Regions from separate parts of the Homo sapiens genome. Here region 1 is linked to region 2. A link is a contact called in ENCODE Hi-C data. All regions are on one chromosome and are shown on one strand. Each heading gives the region's core, a stretch centred on a gene start or an enhancer-like site at or near the end of the contact. The rest is flanking DNA. Distances are from core to core; before and after follow the strand shown. Region 1 overlaps LOC107986009 (a long non-coding RNA gene). Region 2 holds the start of TRNT1 (tRNA nucleotidyl transferase 1).

Region 1 (3,403 bases), core at 899-3,398, 5.5 Mb after region 2:
TCCAAAGGGACAACGAGTTCTTTTAAGGCAAGATCTGTGTCTCGCCCAGCAGTGAAATGCTGTTCAAAATGAACACGTTTTGAAATATCTAGGCTTAAATTCTACCTTCAACATATCGTGGCCTTGTCAACTTAAGCAAGTTTCTTAAACTGATACTCTTTTTTTGTCTTCTTGAAAATGAGCTCATACTATTTTTCTCCAGTGTTGGTGTGACGATTAAATAAAATAACAAATGAATAGCACTGGCCACTTACTAGATCCTCAAAGGATGTTCATTCCCTTCCCTTTTTGCTTATCTCAATATACCTGTTTTTATAGCCTTACAGTTTTCAGCACTGGGCCTCTGCACATAGTGTGGGCCAACTTAGTGTTTTCTAGATAAATAATTGGTGCTAGATAAATACTTTGTTCTAGACTAGCTGACTAATTTACTCAACCTTGTAGTGCAACAAGAGTCACTTTCCAACAACACATTTTAGTTCCCTAATTACTACTTTCTTTGTGGGAAACCCAGAGGTAACTAATAGAAATGATATCCATTCAGTTATTAAAAGCAACAAGGTAGATTTCCATGGTCTGGTATGAAAATCATTATCATCTGTTTTGTAACCCTAAGTGCTAACAGGCACCAACCTAACAGCTTTACAAACATTTGTTCCTTTACTCCTCATAACAATCCTATAGTTGAAGCTCCTGTTACTAACCCCATTTTGTGAGGAAACTGAGGCACAACAGGCATAAAGAAGGTCTCCAACCGTATGAAAGATGAAATTCAAATCCCAGGACCATGAATGGAATTCACTATTAGGTAATTTAAATACGCACATGTATACATAGGTAAAACCACACACTGCAATTAGTTTAGGCAACCATAAAGTTAGAGAGCACTGTCCCCAAGACCATCTTCATTTCTCACGCCAATTGTATACTCAGAGGGATTCCCAAAACCCTCAGCTTCAATAATTTTCTTAAAAAAACTCACTAAAAGCGATTATACTTGCAGTTCAGTTTATATTACAGTGAAAGAATACAGATTAAAATCAGCCAAGAGAATAAGCTGATAGAACAGAGTGTAGGAGAAGTGCCAAAGGCAGGGCTGTCATTGTCCTCTTCCCAGGGAGTCATGGACATGTTAGTCTCCTGGTACCCATATGTGACAATATACACAGAGCACTGCTTAACAGGGAAGGTTGTCTGAGCCTTGGTATTCACAGTATTTATTGAGGTTTCATTACATAGGTGTAATTGATTGATTGGTGGATTGATTGCCCACATGGTTGATCTAGTCTCCGAGTCAACTGATACTGCATGATCCAAAGCCCCCACCCTCAATCACACTGTTGGTCTTGCTGGTGTGGTCAGCCCCACCTGAAATCACGTTACTATCTGGCAAGCTTGGGGCCCTAGACAAACAAAGATCACCTCCTAGGAGTTGAGGGCAAAACCAGACCTTCTTGTAGGCAAGGTTAAACTCTTTACTGGATGCACACATATACAGCTGCACTTGTATTTACACAAACAATACAAAGTGTATACAAATACAGAGAAAAAAGACTGGAATAAAACAGTTAACATTCAGAATTGATTGAAATGGAACTTAAATAATTTACTCTACGTATTCTTCCTTTATTTATTTATTTATTTATTTATTTAAAGACAGGGACTCACCTGTCACCCAGGCCGGAGTGCAGTGGTGTGATCACAGCTCACTGCAACCTTGACTTCCTGGTCCCAAGCAATTCTCCCACCTCAGTCTCCCAAGTAGCTGGGACCACAGGTGCACACCACCACACCCAGCTAATTTTTGTATTTTTTGTTGAGATGGGGTCTCCCCATGTTGCCCAGGCTGATCTCAAACTCCCGAGCTCAAGCAATCCTCCTAGCTCAGCCTCCCAAGGTGCTGGCATTACAGGCATGAGCCACTGCACCCAGCCATATTTCTCTATTTTTCAAATTCTTTCCAGTGAGAATATATTTGCATATATTGCTTGTGAAAATAGTTATCTTTAAGACTTTAGGGAATAAAGAAGAAAGAGAAAAGAGATTCTACTGTGGCCACCAGGCCAGCAGACATGGTGCCAGGTCTGAATTTCCATGTCATTCTATAAATAGTATAAAATCTGCTGACTTAACTTGGTGTGGAATGGCATGAGCTGGCCATATCGCAGGAATTCACAGTTGGGAAATCCTAGTGAAATGGCACAAAGTTGGGATTCAGGAGGAAGGGGAGTAAAGGAGACCAATCCAGGAGAGAAATGATCATCAGACAAGGATCAGGTTGACCTGTGGTGAGCTGGCATCTAAGGCTGGCCTGAGTCCTGCCAGAGGAGAAGGGGGGACAGTGGCTGGGATGGAGAACACGGAACTCAGGTCTTGGCATTGAAAATGGGGAATGGGAGGTGAAGGTCAGAGGCGCAGAAGGAATATTCCCCACCCTGAGCCTCCTCCAGCCTGAACCCCGGCCAGTAGCCCAGAGGTGAGTGGCAAAGCCACGTGTCCATCCTGTGTGTTGCTGCATGGCACTGTTCCCTCCTCTGGTGCTAGCCACTCAAAAGCACTTCCAGCTCGGTACCCCGGGAGCTCCCTGCTTCATGCCACAACTCACTGCACAGAGCAAGGCAGGCCTCGGCCCACCTGTCGCTGCTTGTCAGGAAACACTGCTGGGCCTCTGGTCTATGGGCCCCAGCTGTCCCAAAGGCAAGGCCTGGAGGCTTTTACTTTTGAAATGCAGCTGCATTTTCCTCTCTACAAAGACTTCCTAACAAAACCTAACAGCAAAGAAAAGCAAACTTACAAAATGTCACCTGCTTGAGAAACACAAATTGGGAATCATTTTGAAAGCATAATTCAAGCACCATATGGAACCTAAATTATTCACATTCTCCAGCATTTTTTCCTTTTTAAAAGAGTCACAGCTTTTTCAAAAGAGCTCATAGTACTGTTAGAGGCAGGGCAGTGAAGTAACAAATGCAACAGTCTACTGTGTACTGGGTACTGCGTTCAGTCCGTTAATCCTCACAGTGATTCTGCAAAATACTACTCCTATTTCACAGATGAGAAAAACTAAGGCCCCGAGAGGCTAAGAAGCTCAAGGCCACACAGCCAGTGACAGGAAGGACCACTGTGCAAACCCCAGACTATCTGATGTTAGAGTCTAGGGTCTCTCCAGATGGTACTGAGAGCTCCCAGCCCTCAGATGGCCTGGTTAAATCTACCTATCACACTGACCTATGGTCACTTGGTGCCCATCAGGCATCATCTCCAAATTCCACACACCTTGAATCCCAAAATGAGCTGGACTGACTTTAAAGTCATCTCTTCAGGGGAACACATTTTCTAAACCAAAGAGCAAGCCCAGGGTCCAACAGACGAACGTTATTCTCCTTCAGGTATAAAAGTCAGT
Region 2 (3,178 bases), core at 679-3,178:
TAGCCGGGCGTGGAGGCGGGTGCCTGTAATCCCAGCTACTTGGGAGGATGAGGCAGGAGAATCGCTTGAACCTGGAAAGCAGAGGTTGCAGTGAGCTGAGATCGTGCCACTGCACTCCAGCCTGGGCGCCAGAGTGAAACTCCATCTCAAAAAAAAAAAAAAAAATTAAATAGCAATTAAAAAACACAAAGAAGCGATATAGCATAACAACTGTTTACACAGCATTTATATCAGGTATTATAAGTAATCTAGAAATGATTTGTACTACAGAATGTGTATAGTCTATATGTAAATATTATGCCATTTTATGTAAAGAACTTGAACACTGGCTGGGGTGATGTTCTGGAACCAATACCCCATGGATACGGAAGGACAACTGTATATACACCTGCATATATAAACTATATATTTACAAGGCCAGAAATTGTTGAGGGTGCCCAGCACAGTAACTGGCACGAAGTAAGTCATCATAATAGTTGTATTAGCGTTGCCTTCATAGGTGGTGATTTGGAGAATCTATTCTAGGTGGGTACAGCAATGGAGGCTTTGGTCCAGTTTGTCTAGGGTCATGGTGGTGAGAAATAGCAGACAAGCCTGAAAGGATGATTTGGGGCTTTCCTTGCCCCAAAGAGAGAGAGAGACAGAAAATCCTTGCACCGGATGATATCAATGCTGTGCCTCTGAATGTCCATTTGGAAAGCCAGTCCTGTGCTTCCAAAAACAGGATATTCAACACCTTGAAGAGGTGTGGTAATTGCACATCTTACTTTTTACGTTTTAGGAAGTCTACAGAGAGTGGGGCTGAAAAGTTTGGGAAGAACAGGTAGGCATGTGGGGAGGGCAAAAGAACAGAAATAACATGCACAAGCATTTTTCTAGGAAAATTTTAGGGAAAGCTAAGTGATGTAAAGTTACACTTAAAAGACTACACATTTTCGGCCGGGCGCAGTGGCCGAATCCCGGCAAAAGTAATCCCGGCACTTTTGGGGGCCGAGGCCTGGGGAACACGAGGTCAGGAGTTCGAGACCAGTTGGCCAACACGGCAAAACCCCGTCTCTACTAAAAATTAGCCGGGCGTGGTGGCAGACACCTGTAATCCCAGCTACTCGGGAGGCCGAGGCAGGAGCATCGCTTGAAACCGGAAGGCGGAGGTTGCAGCGAGCCCAGATCGCGCCACCGCACTCCAGCCTGGGCGACAAGAGCGAAACTCCGTCTCAAAAACAAAACAAAACAAAAACTACACATTTTCGCACTTTAAGGGCTCAACGGCTGTATTCCCACTCCTTTGCCACTCTCTTTGCTCTTTTCCGCTCTAGAAAGAATTAATGAACTGGATCAAATCTAAGTTCTCCACGTTACAGATGGGAAGCCTCCGGGCCAAGGAGGCCAATGGTTACACAAACCAGGTAAGAAAATAAAATATGCCCAGTAAGTTCATAGGACCGGCGGGCTTAGATTTCGAATGCGCGTGACTCTGTCAACTGTGGACTTAACCCTATGCAGAGATTAGAGGAGAGAATAGTCAAACACGGATAAGTTAACATTTACCGAACAGTCCGTCCTACCCTGGGGTAGGTTTTATTAACAGTCTCGTTTTGCAAAGGAAGACAGCTGCCAGTTGTCTCAGATCGCACGGGCATGCCGCGCAGATGGGCTTCTGAGCAGCTCAGGGCCAGCCAGAGGTCTGGCGAGAAGGGCGTAATTAAACGAACCCGCGCCGGTTTCCTCAGGGCCCCCCGGGGCTCCGCTTCGCCCCAGCGGGCCTCGGCGGGGCTGGGAAACCGGCTGAGGTTCGCCTCACGGTGGGGAGGAGCGACGGGAGGCGGAAGCCCTTCGGTCCGGGCCCCGCCCCCGCACTCGCCCTCGCCCCGCCGCGACTTCCCATTCGCCGCCAACCCATGTGCGTTGGTGACGTCACCGCGTTCACCAGCCCGGAAGTGCGCGTGGCGGCGGTGGCGGCTGCGGCAACAGCGGGGCCGGTAAGCGGGCGCGCGCCGCTCAGAGGGGCAGAGTTGGTGGCGTGAGTTGCTGCCCCTTCCTTCCTGCTGTGGGCCAGAGGCGCCACCGCGCCCGGTCCTCGAGGAAGACGGGAGCGGGACGTGGCGAGAGGCCTCCTCAGCAGTGGGCAAAATAGCCCCGACGCGGAGGTCGTGTCCCCGCCACGTTTCCGGCGACCGCAGGCGCGGATTCCTTGGCTTCCCTCAGCACTTTCCCCTCCGCGCGGACGGCCCCGAGACGCTTTTTCACTGGGCCTTGTCGCCAGCACCCGGCGTGGGGGGTGAGACGCGCCTTTTCAGGGCTGGGGTTCCCCAGAGCGTTTTCCTAAGTCGAGGCGGAGGTGCGAGGAAACTGAGTGGGTCTTTCCGCCCCACGTGGCCTGCCGGGAAGCGCGGCTCCTCCACCCGCTTCCGTGGAATGGAATGGTTTTTCTCTGCAGGTTTACACCGGGGTCACTCGAGAGCTGCTGCGGCCTCCTTATGGGCAGGACCCCCGTATGGGGAGAACGAGGATGTGATATGTAGAAGGGAAGGCCGCGGTGTGCCAGAAATCAGAGGAGATTGCAAGATGGCAGGAAAAGAATCAGGAAAATGGGGGCAGCAAAACTAAATTCATGGGAAAATACAATGTCTAGGAGCTATCCCAGGGTCGTGAATCCTCGAGTGCAGGTGGGGAAGTAGGGTGATACCCACCTGTGACCATGACAAGTTTTGGAGACCAGAAACTCGGTTAGAGTTTCTAGAACCCCGCATCCCTCTCATACTGCCTGAAGCCCTGCTCTGGGGAGAGTGTCATCACAGTACCATGTGGCATGCGAGTGTCGTGGTAATGCTCCCCGACCAAACCACCAAACCGAGGGTTGGGCTGCTTATTCTCGCTGCCCAATAATGAGATGCAGATAAACTAGGAAAGAAAGGAGTTTATTTCTGTAACCAGGTACGGGGCGAAGGCGTGGAAAATATCCCAGACCGACTCAGAATTACAGAGCTTTCCAGAGCTTATATACCTTGTAAGTTGTATGTTTATGTGTAAGTGTGCATTGATCTAAAGATACAAGTGATTAACTTCTTACCCATAAGATCTGAGTCCTGAAGACCTTCCTCTGGAGCCTGAGTAAATTTACTTAATCTAAATGGGTCCAGGTGCTGGGGTGATTACCCTTATATTCTCTCCTGCTAAA

What was found. A loop is a pair of places that touch in the nucleus more often than their neighbours do. Pooled maps may share reads with other maps.
Region 1: a loop to region 2 is called in a map of psoas muscle, with 8 times the contacts of the local background. The contact joins the enhancer-like site here to the promoter of TRNT1 in region 2. A Hi-C loop is called at or near these places in 1 of 168 maps with a recorded cell type or tissue (psoas muscle) and 2 of 50 pooled maps.

The regions. Positions count from the first base shown.
Region 1 is chr3:8,591,045-8,594,447 of GRCh38, forward strand. All of the region lies in intron 4 of LOC107986009 (a long non-coding RNA gene), which reads right to left. Among named protein-coding and RNA genes, the nearest start is that of LINC00312, 21 kb to the left of the region's middle. Within about 2 kb of position 2,149, at least 6 of the 41 ENCODE cell types and tissues checked have a DNase peak (open chromatin) inside an H3K27ac peak, as active enhancers do; they include psoas muscle, where a contact is called at or near this core.
Region 2 is chr3:3,125,012-3,128,189 of GRCh38, forward strand. It overlaps TRNT1 (tRNA nucleotidyl transferase 1), which reads left to right and starts at 1,929. Exons shown (of 8, transcript NM_182916.3): 1 at 1,929-1,979. It overlaps LOC124909339 (a long non-coding RNA gene), which reads right to left and starts at 1,820. Exons shown (of 2, transcript XR_007095786.1): 1 at 1,549-1,820. RefSeq lists a silencer at 1,633-2,052 and enhancers at 2,260-2,990, 2,413-2,492.